Linked DNA regions of Homo sapiens: region 1 is linked to region 2. The links are chromatin contacts, found by Hi-C or POLR2A ChIA-PET in ENCODE. All regions are on one chromosome and are shown on one strand. The core of a region is the stretch at or near the end of the contact, and the rest is flanking DNA. Distances in the headings are between cores, read along the strand shown. Region 1 holds the start of ENHO (energy homeostasis associated). Region 2 holds the start of UBAP2 (ubiquitin associated protein 2).

Evidence for each region. Hi-C counts contacts between places; a loop is a spot of excess contacts on that map. ChIA-PET counts read pairs that join two places held with the same protein, here RNA polymerase II (POLR2A). Pooled maps may share reads with other maps.
Region 1: a map of naive thymus-derived CD4-positive, alpha-beta T cell shows a loop between it and region 2 (11-fold over the local background). The contact joins the promoter of ENHO here to the promoter of UBAP2 in region 2. A Hi-C loop is called at or near these places in 1 of 168 maps with a recorded cell type or tissue (naive thymus-derived CD4-positive, alpha-beta T cell) and 11 of 50 pooled maps. POLR2A ChIA-PET finds 5 or more read pairs at or near these places in 1 of 52 experiments (AG04450).

Annotation. Positions count from the first base shown.
Region 1 is chr9:34,519,849-34,525,446 of GRCh38, reverse strand. It overlaps ENHO (energy homeostasis associated), which reads left to right and starts at 2,457. Exons shown (of 2, transcript NM_198573.3): 1 at 2,457-2,670; 2 at 3,591-4,404. The coding sequence starts at 3,752. The coding sequence ends at 3,982. It overlaps DNAI1 (dynein axonemal intermediate chain 1), which reads right to left. Exons shown (of 20, transcript NM_012144.4): 20 at 4,463-4,789. The coding sequence ends at 4,691. RefSeq lists silencers at 2,032-2,401, 2,422-2,531 and an enhancer at 3,161-3,713.
Region 2 is chr9:34,046,657-34,051,835 of GRCh38, reverse strand. It overlaps UBAP2 (ubiquitin associated protein 2), which reads left to right and starts at 2,949. Exons shown (of 29, transcript NM_001370062.2): 1 at 2,949-3,011. It also overlaps the pseudogene RN7SKP114. RefSeq lists enhancers at 415-1,269, 1,270-2,126, 2,317-2,846, 2,127-2,982, 2,983-3,839 and silencers at 2,877-2,966, 3,117-3,166.

The DNA.
Region 1 (5,598 bases), core at 1,208-3,707, 470 kb before region 2:
AAACCAAAAAAAAAAAAAAAAAAGAAAGGAGGAGGATGAGGAGGATGAGGAGGAGCTGGCAGCAGCCAGTCTCTTTGGATGCCTACACAACAAGCTTTAAAACTTTAGAATTGTCTGAAGTCCCGTTTTTTACCATGTGGTCTAGAAGCATATTGGAAGTCAGTCTGGGGATGGGGAGGACAGGGACTTGGGACAGGGGAGGGAAATGGAGGCAGGCAGAAAGTAACAGAGTTGAGAGGTAGAGAGAGAACTCTTCTGGGTGGCTTTTGATCTCTTAGTTTCAGTTGTTCCTGAGTCATCCTTGCCCTTAGGTTTCCGTATCTGATTATAAATTTATCTTTTTGCTTAAACTAGTTATCTCTCTCCCTGGGTGAGCTCATCTATTTTTCTCATTTAACTACCATTCTTTTGCTGACAACTCACAAAATATTATCTTTAGCCTGGACCTCTCTCCTGAACCTGTGTATTCAGTAAATGGCATCACAGCATCCCTCGTCACTAACCCGGGAGTCATCCCAGACTTTTCCTTCCTGCTTACCTCCCCTATCCTCTAGTTCTCTAAGTCCCACCAGCAGCAGCTCCCAAATATCCTCAATGCTCTCCTTTTCTCTCTACAACTTTTTCCTTCCATCATTTCAGTCCCTTATTATTAATCCTTGCCTTCACTCTCAAATGCTTTCAAGCCCCCATTCCACACCATAGCCCAAATCATCCTACTAATTTCTGGATATGATCGCATTACTCTTCTGCTCAAAAATTCTTCAGTGGCTCCCCACTGTTTTCAGGATAAAATCTGAACTCCTGCAGCTGGGTCACAAAATTCGCTCACATTACACTCAGATGTGCGATGATTTAAGTCTCCTCTGTTTCCTATAACTAGGCTGATCTTTCTCACAATGCCCTCACCCTGCTGGGTAATGGGCAGTGGGGGGGAGCTAAAAGTAATCCACTCTGGTAAACTCTATAGGATCCAATAATTTATTTTAGACAGTCTCTAAGTACTTTGGTAGCTTTGGATGACTCAGTCTTCCCTTTCTTCTTTCAAGATAGCATCTGGATTTACAGGGGTCTTATGTGAATTTCATGGCATTGGATTGGGGGAAGGGGCCTCTTAGTCACATGGTCCTGGGGGTTGTGTCAGCTGGCATTTGCTGAGATGTGATCGATCTGCTATAAATTAGTGAATAACAACCCTGAGAGGTAGCATTACAACCATTTTACAGATGAGGAAGCTGAGGCTAAGAGAGATTTAGTAACTTGCTCAAGATCACAAAGTTAGTAAGTGAACCAGGAATCAATACTGCCCCGATTACAGTAGGCACTTAGTTATATGAGTCTAGGATTCCAGAGAGAAGTTAAGGCTAGACTTGGGAGCACTGGGAGTCTTCATGATATAGCTTCAGGGATGTGATCCTCCAAGGAGAGCATGTAGAGCGGGATGAGAAGACGGCCGGATCAGAATAGGTGACAATCACTGGCCTGTGAAGGTCGGGGAGGACAAGGTCTACCTCACTGCTCCTGTCCAAGCTATCTTCTTCTTAGGGGAGCTTTTAGGATGGCAAGGCAGGATTTCCACCACGCCTGCACCTATTCCAGCCAGGGCAGAACCATCGCTCAGGACACTCCATTTCTGTCCCAGACTCCCCAACAGCCTGGCAGCAAGCCTGCGACCAACACTGGGTAGGAACTCAGTAAATGTGTCCAAAGAACCTGTGTTGCCAGAGATTTTCACACCTCTTAGGGCCAGGGAACCTGGGGCCCTCTAAAGTGGGAATGCAGAGTCCACACCCAGGTGGCAGAGGGAAGTGCGGGACTGCACTATAGGCGGTTCCCTAGGTGAGGAGATTCAGTCTCCTGCCAGGTGTGGGGACGCGGGGCCTTCCTCCGGATGACTTACTTAAGAGACCTCTCCCAGATACAGAGGGGTGGTTTCCTCACATGTGGAAATGCAGAGGCCTTGGCCTTTCTCGGATGTGGGGTGTACAACCCTTCCAGGTGTAGAAGGTGCAAGAAATCCCTACCAGAGGTTAGGCCTTGCCCCCACCCCATCCCCTCTCCCGGGAAGGATCCAGGGCCAGCTACTCCTTCGGCCCTCCTCCCGCCCCGCGCCGGCACGAGAGGCGGGCTGGTCCCCACCTCAGCGCACCACCAATGGTGCGGGAACCGGGGTTCGGCCAGCCAATTGAGTGGCGGCAGCGGCGCTGGGATGGCTCCGCCCCCGGGCCGCAGGCCGCCGGCCTCCCAGGAGGCGAGGCTCTTCGCTGTTTTTGCTGGCCGCCGAGCCCGGCCGAGCCCAGCCGAACGTAGCCGAGCCCAGCCGAGCCCAACCGAACGCAGCCGAGCCCAGCCGAACACCGCGCAGCTCCCGCCGCCGCCGCCCGAGCGCTGCCGAGCGAGCGAGCGCCGCGGCCGCGGAGGAGGTGCGGCCCCAAGGGGAGGAGGTGCCCGCTCACCGCAGACCGCCCGCGGCAGAGGCCGCCCCGGTCGCGCCGCGGCGGGAGCGGCCGGTGGAGGCTGCGCGGCCGAGGGGGAGGGCCGGGGGAGCGGACGTCGCCTCTGCTGGTCTCCCACCTCCCGCCGCCCCCCGCCCGCAGGCTCCCAAGCCTTAGTCGGCGCCGAGCATCCCGCTGCCCCGGACCCTCCCGCGGGCGCGCACCAGGCTCAACTCAGGTAAGAAGGGCCTCCCGCCACGGGCACGGGGGCCAAGAACACGCGACCCGAAGATGGAGATAAAGAGACAGAGACACACTGCCGCGGAGAGAGACGAACACAAAGACAGAGACACAGGAACCACCGAAAAGACCCCACGGAGAAGGGGATAGGGACACGTCCATGGGAACAGAGGGGGATACAGCCTGGAAGAGAGAGAGAGACACAGAGACTGATGCAGAGATACACAGAGACACACTGGTAGAGAAATGAGACATAGAGGAGACATACTCAGAGATGGGGACACACGGAGAGGCAGCCACACACACAGAGGTGGGTGTGCAGAGGCACAGGCACACATCCAACGGAGGGACAGTGAGACACCAGACACACACACACACCTGACCCAGAGAGGCAGCCCCACATAGAGGCACACAGCCCTGGACGCACAGAGCCTGCACATGCCTGCCAGGGCCTCCACAAAGTTCCCTCTGTGCAAGCTGGCGCCTCTGGAGGTCTCCTGGTCGGGCTGGCTGGAGTCCTGGGAGAGAGGAGGCGCCCAGGCCACACCAGAGCTGCTTACAACCCCCATCCTTTTGGGCTGGGGGCTTCCTGGATCCCACCCACCAACAGAGGGCTTTTGAGGGCTGCAAGCTTGGTGGGCAGGACCAGGGCATGCCCACCAGGTCTAAGGAGAATGAGATGACGGCTGCCTACTGCAGCTTCCCCACGGTGGCTACACACTCATTCAGGTGGCCAGAACCAAGCCTGTGGATGGGGGTGATGGCTCTGTGGGGTATTCGAGCCTGTTGGGACCCAAGGTCTTTCACCAGGGAGGCCAGAAATGTGGGAGGGAGGCTCTCTTCCCTACCTCTCTCCTCCTAGGCCTCACCCCACCCTTCCTCCTCACCACCCTCTCCTTTACTGTATACCCCCAACAGGCTCAGGACTGCAGGTAGACATCTCCACTGCCCAGGAATCACTGAGCGTGCAGACAGCACAGCCTCCTCTGAAGGCCGGCCATACCAGAGTCCTGCCTCGGCATGGGCCTCACCATTGAGGCAGCTCCACTGTCTGTGCTGGTCTGAGGGTGCTGCCTGTCATGGGGGCAGCCATCTCCCAGGGGGCCCTCATCGCCATCGTCTGCAACGGTCTCGTGGGCTTCTTGCTGCTGCTGCTCTGGGTCATCCTCTGCTGGGCCTGCCATTCTCGCTCTGCCGACGTTGACTCTCTCTCTGAATCCAGTCCCAACTCCAGCCCTGGCCCCTGTCCTGAGAAGGCCCCACCACCCCAGAAGCCCAGCCATGAAGGCAGCTACCTGCTGCAGCCCTGAAGGCCCCTGGCCTAGCCTGGAGCCCAGGACCTAAGTCCACCTCACCTAGAGCCTGGAATTAGGATCCCAGAGTTCAGCCAGCCTGGGGTCCAGAACTCAAGAGTCCGCCTGCTTGGAGCTGGACCCAGCGGCCCAGAGTCTAGCCAGCTTGGCTCCAATAGGAGCTCAGTGGCCCTAAGGAGATGGGCCTGGGGTGGGGGCTTATGAGTTGGTGCTAGAGCCAGGGCCATCTGGACTATGCTCCATCCCAAGGGCCAAGGGTCAGGGGCCGGGTCCACTCTTTCCCTAGGCTGAGCACCTCTAGGCCCTCTAGGCTGGGGAAGCAAACTGGAACCCATGGCAATAATAGGAGGGTGTCCAGGCTGGGCCCCTCCCCTGGTCCTCCCAGTGTTTGCTGGATAATAAATGGAACTATGGCTCTACCCTGAGGTTTTCTTCTCTTCCTGAGGGCCCTGTGGTAGCACAATTAAAGGTGTGGGGTGGGTTTCTACACAGGTTTATTTGTGCAAAGTTAGAGGGGTAATGGTGGTTGAAGACCAAGTCCTGGGGTAAGGTGCTGGGACCTTAAGGAACAGAACAAGAAGGGAAGATGCTGGGACCTGATCAGGAGTGGGGTCACATGCTGGGTGCTAAGGCTGGGCTGGGTACCAGGGTCAAGCCCTAGGAGTACTGTATTCAAGCGATGGGACAGAGACTGAGGCCAGCCCCTCAGGTCTTGATTTTCACTTCCCTCACCAGGTTCAGCAGTTTGTCCAGTTTCGCAATCTCCACAGCTGGACCCTTCTGCACCTCCTGCCCCTTCTTTTCCTGGGGAGAGGGAAAGTATACATGAGGGAGGAATGGTGGGCCCCCCCTCTCTGGGTCCCAGCACCACCTCCTCTGCCCAGCCTGTCCAGCTGTGCCCTACCCCTCCCCTGCCCAGTAAATTCTGGATCCCTGCCTCCCCTCTCCCTGACACGATCATTCCCCAACTCGGGTTAGGTGACACAGGGGCTCAGCTGACAGCTTGCAAAAAGGAGTCCAGCTCTGGCTTGAACCTCAGATGGACATGGGGTCTTGATGCTTGTGGGAGTGGGAAAAGGCATCCATTCCCTGACCCTCAGGGGAACAACCTTCCAGGCCAGGGAAATCCAGCTCTGCGAAGGCGGGGGGCTGACTGCTGGCACCATCCTTACCATGGGAAGGTCCCTGGCCGAGACCTATCAAGGAGCTAATGGGTATGTGTTTGGGGAGGGAGGGGCTGTGGACAGAGCCTCAGGGGCCCGGACCTCACCTAGTCCTCTCACCTGATGCCTTCAGGTCAGGTTGGCAGTGGGTGCTATTTGGGGCGAGACCTGCTGTGTCAGACATACCCAGGGTTGGGAAGAGTGTCAAGAGACCCATAAGGGCAGAGGGAATAGTCCATGTGACTCCAGGTGTCGTTGGCTGAGGTTGTCCTTTAGAAGACCAGATCCTGAGTTTATGACCCAACACCCTACCTGCAAAGCACTCCAATCCTTCCATTATAAGTTGGACACTGGAGTGTGTGTCACCCACAGGTCCTGAGAACTCCTTGGCAGACCAGCACCAGTCCCACCCTCCCTGCTGTCCAGGCAGGGGGGTGAGGGCTGTGCTGG
Region 2 (5,179 bases), core at 1,700-4,199:
GCTAATTTTTGTATTTTTAGTAGAGACGGGGTTTCACCATGTTGGCCAGGCTGGTCTTGAACTCTGGACCTCAGGTGATCCGCCCGCCTTGGCCTCCCAAAGTGTTGGGATTACAGGCATGAGCCACCATGCCTGGCCTGATCTGTCCATTAAGTCTTTGACTCTCAAGGGTGGTTTTTATCTCTGATGCTCCCACACATTTCTATAAAGCAGCAGGGCAAACAGGAGGAAGACGAACAGACAAGACACAATCCTAGCTCATTGTCAAAAGAGGTGAGATAAGATACACCTACACATGAATGGTGATGATGATAAGTTCTGTTTTTTTTTTGTTTTTTTTTTTTTGAGATGGAGTCTCACTCTGCCTCCCAGGCTGGAGTGCAGTGGCACAATTTTGGATCACGACAACCTCTGCCTCCTGGGTTCAAGTGATTCTCCTGCCTCAGCTTCCCAAGTAGCTGGGATTACAGGCGCCCGCCACCACGCCCGGCTAATTTTTTGTATTTTTTTAGTAAAGACAGGGTTTCACCATGTTGGCCAGGCTGGTCACAAACTCCTGACCTCAGGTGATCCACCCACCTTGGCCTCCCAAAGTGCTGGGATTACATGCGTGAGCCATCACGCCCGGCCCAGTTCTGTTTGTTAAAGGCACAGTTTAAGCATTCTTTGTTTTTTTTTTTGTTTGAGACAGAGTCTTGCTCTGTCGAACAGCCTGGAGTGCAGTGGTGCTATCTTGGCTCACTGCAACCTCCACCTCCTGTGTTCAAGTGATTCTCCTACCTCAGCCTCCTGAGTAGCTGGGATTACAGGCGTGTGCCACCACGCCAGGCTATTTTTTTTTTTTTTTTTTGAGACGGAGTCTTGCTCTGTCGCTCAGGCTGGAGTGCAGTGGCGCGATCTCGACCCACTGCAAACTCCGCACGCCATTCTCCTGCCTCAGCCTCCCGAGTAGCTGGGACTACAGGCGCCCGCCACCACGCCCGGCTAATTTTTTTGTATTTTTAGTAGAGACTGGGTTTCACCGTGTTAGCCAGGATGGTCTCGATCTCCTGACCTCGTGATCGGCCCGCCTTGGCCTCCCAAAGTGTTGGGATTACAGGCGTGAGCCACCGCGCCCGGACATTTTTTTGTATTTTTAACAGAGACGGGGTTTCACCGTGTTGGTCAGGCTGGTCTCAAACTCCGTATCTTGTGATCCGCCCTCCTCCGGCTCCCAAAGTGCTGAGATTACAGGTGTGAGCCACCACGCCCGGCAGCATTCTTTAATTCAGATGAATAACAAAGGCTTTATTTGAACTAGATAGGGCTGTTTAAGATGTCAATTGTTTTACTTAATAACTAGCAAATTAGTAATTAGCATAGTGCCCTGTACAAAGTTCAGTATAAGCTAATTTCCCCTTTCTACCTTACTTAGACCTTTTGGGCCCGATGGGTAGAGTGTGAAAATGATTACTGATACTTACTGAGGGTTTATTATGTGTCAAGCAGGCATTTTACATAATCTCATTTAATTTTCACAAGCCGGTGAAGTGTTATTACAGAGGAAAGCTCCAATTGAGATAAGGCATGCCGGGACTGCAAAGTCCTTGTATGTAACTAGCTTGGGATAAAACAGGCCAGTAAGTAGACCTTGAGAGCTTGTTTAGAGGACCTTGAGAGCTTGTTAACACGGGCGTGCAGCTACTCCTATATCCTTGACTTGTCCTCTTCTATGGGGGATGCTCCTCCTTTTCGACCGAATATGCAGCTTCGGGAGGGACGCACATGGAGAGGTGCGGGAGGAAGGGGCCACCCGCCTAGACAGCCAGATCAGCCGAATCAGCCCTGGCGATCTATGGGGTGACAAGATAGCCAGAACGCCCTCACATCCAAACAGGCCAGTAAATGGAAAATACTTTAAAACACCATGCTACAATTATAAACCATCATCTTATTTATTCGTAATTCTTGGAGTTGACAACAGGTCAGATCCTATTGAGAGGAGGTCATTAATTTTCTAAAGACAGAAAACCTGGGTCTCTTCGGTCAACAAACAACTCTAAGGTTCTTTTTTTAAATCCTTAAATAGGGAAAATCCTGGACTCAAGGAGTTGATTATATGATATAACAGAAATAAACGGCTGACTTGGAGTAGGCGTTCAGTAGATTCTAGTCTTTTCACCCAGAAGGGGCTTGGGAGGGCAAAAGTAAAACCGCACTGAAAAAGACTAAAAGTGGGCGCACCTTCCGCCTTGCCGAGGCTCTCGCTGCTAGCCGTTGGCGTTTTCCCGCGCAGGGGGCAGGGCGCAGAGCGAGCCCAGGAACGTGGGAGCGGAACCCCACCCCCCGCCAGGACTACACCTCCCAGCAGGCACCACGCTCCGCCACATGGCGGGCGGCATCCAATGGTATTAGTCCTTCAAGCCAGCTTAGTCCGCTTTCCGTCCCGGCCTTCCCTCGGCTCTAAGGTCTCTAGGGGGTTCGTCTAGAAGCCCGCTGGAGAAAGGCTGCGGTAGGGGTCGCCTTGGCTGTGCAGCATGTTGGGAGTCGTGGTCCCCTCGTGCAACATTTGGGAGGCCAGGCTTGCCCTGAGTGGTTGGACCACATCACGTGATGAGCACAGGGCGGCCACAGGGGAGTAACCTGTGGTGCTTTGTGAGGTCATCACGGCGCGACGACGAGCTGCAGTTGTGGGCACCTTGTATGCGGTGGGTAATACTCTCCTGATGACTCCGAGTACAATACATATTATCAAGTCTCCCTTATTTGTTCCTTTCTGTGGTCCCCACCTCCACGCGGTTGGCTTCGCGGGGTTGGGGTGGAGGTGGTGGCTGGAAGAGGCCGCGCGCCGCCTAGGCTGACTCTGAAGCCGCGCACGAGCGACGTGTTGTGGCTCCTCCTTCGCCCGTGACGCGAGGTCACGTGACGGGTTGGGCAGCCTGTGCCGCCGCCGCCGCTTTGTAAGAGGCACATTGGCAGGTAACGAGCGGCGGCGGCGGCAGCGGGTCTTGGGTCCTCCGAGAGCAGCAGCGGTAATTGCCATCCTCTCCCTCTCCTTCCCTCTTCCAGGGCCCTGAGCGCTGCAGCGTGTGCTTTCTAATTCTGGGTTCAGCTCGTCTGAAACCCCACCGCCTGCAGACTGCCCCGGCGCCCACCCGTGAGGACCGGGCCGAGCTTCACTCGCCAGGTCCACGGTCCCTCTACGTCCAGGCCCGGGCTCCCTCCTTCCTCTTCCCCTCACGTTGCCCTGTGCTTCTTCCTACTTTCCCCCGTCCAGGTCGGCTGGGCCCCACCCAGCCCCAGGGGTGCCTCCCCTCCCCCCTTTCGGGTTTCTGCCCTGGAGGGTGTGGTTTTCTCTCCCACCTCGGTGCCTGCCAGTAGACTGGAGCTTCCCCGCCACGCTGTCGGTCCCATCTCATCACCTTTCCGCTTTCACGCCCGTAGCTAGTCTTGGGACTGGCCCTGTTATAGCCCCAACTTATGCGCTCTCTAACCTTTCCTGGCTTACCCGGAGTCACAGTTCAGTTCTACTTCTTTTCAATTCTGTAGGGCATTGGTCTCAATTGGGACTCAGTTTTCCTCCACACCCGCCGTTCCTGTAGTCTGGTTATATCACAGTTCATTATTTAATGTAGGTTTTTGAGCGCTTTGTAAACGGCAAAGCTCTCTCTGTTAATAATACATACTCAAAATGTTATTCTTTCATTGGTGCATTACAACTCAGTTGTTTGCCTCTGAATCACTTTCCCACTCGGCTTTTCCACATTTTCCCCTGAGTTTTTAGTCTAATTAGTTGCCCACGCATCTCAACTGTCACCACTCTGGTCTCTAATGCTTGCTCGCTTTAGGGGTTGATCCCATCATTATTACTGTTATTTCCTGTTTGATGTAATCCAGTCATTTACTACCACTTCTATTGGATATTGTTTTTACCTCACATTCAAGGAAGGTATATGGTTTGCCAGTATTTAGGCTTATTGTCTTTCTACAGCACCAGTGTATCCTAACAGTTGAGAGATTTTAAAAAATTACTATTAATTTTAGAGATATGGTCTCCATATGTTGCCCAGGCTGGCCTCCAGCTCCTGGGTTTAAGCGATTCTTTCACCTCAGCCTCCTGAGTATCTGGGATTACAGTGTGCACCACGGTGCTCAGCTAGTTGAGGGTTTTTTCAGGTCTCCATAAGGTATCCAAAGATTATCTTTTATTTGAAGGGCATATAATTTCTTGGGTGAACCCAGTTCTTATATTCCTCTTCCGTTGTGACAGCACTTTTTTCAACAAGGGGTATGCGACTAGTTATTGCATTCCTCACTTTTCACTGTGAATTGTGTATCCGTTTTAGTGCCAGTTTGTGAAAGGTGGAAGGAAGTTGAACATGATACCTAAGCTCTCCCGTATCCTACATTGGTGTGTTCCCCTTTTACCTCAGGAAAGGGAATGTATTCCACTCCCTGGAGATGATAGTTTCCTTCAATACACTCACCTGTGGAGCCCCTTCGCTAGGGTTGTCCTTCCATTGCTTTGAAGGCTTCTCTTATCATTAGGCAGAAGTGATTAGTTTCCCAAACTGCCCTTTTGCTTGCTGCCAGCATACTCCTGATTTTCCTACTTATGGCTAGTTGATACGTGTGACGAGAGATTTTCCCACAGCGCTGATTTCCCCCATTTGCTTCCCTGTTGCCTCTCACCCTCAATAATTATGAAACCTTTCAGAGAAGGAAGGTTTTTGTTGTGATTGAAATATGCCCGAAAGTGGTGGCATGGGAGAGAATGAGGCCATGGGAAAGGGTTGTGGTAATTGCCTCTCTTGCCTGTTTCCTGCTGCTCTGGTTTCCTCTGTCCTCCCTTTAAATGTGGGCTGGATCAGCAGTAGTCACATGGAGTTGCCTTTAGAACTATATTGGAACAACAATAACACCTCTGCTTCCCTTTCCTGGTTACTAGTGCAGTCTATGTAGTGATCACCAGGAGTGTCTCTCTTAGTATTAGCCTGAGTGACTTTTATTGTATGGGGAGAAATGGTGTGATGGTGTGAGAACATGTAGACTAATAGGTTTATTTCAATATGTACTTGTATTGTGATGGGAACTGGTCCCGGTATCTACCCTCTTAAGTATAAAATATGTGTAGAAAGTACAAACCTTTCTTGAAGGTTTGGAGTGGTCTGAAGTGAAGCCTTCTTTTTTTTTTTTTTTT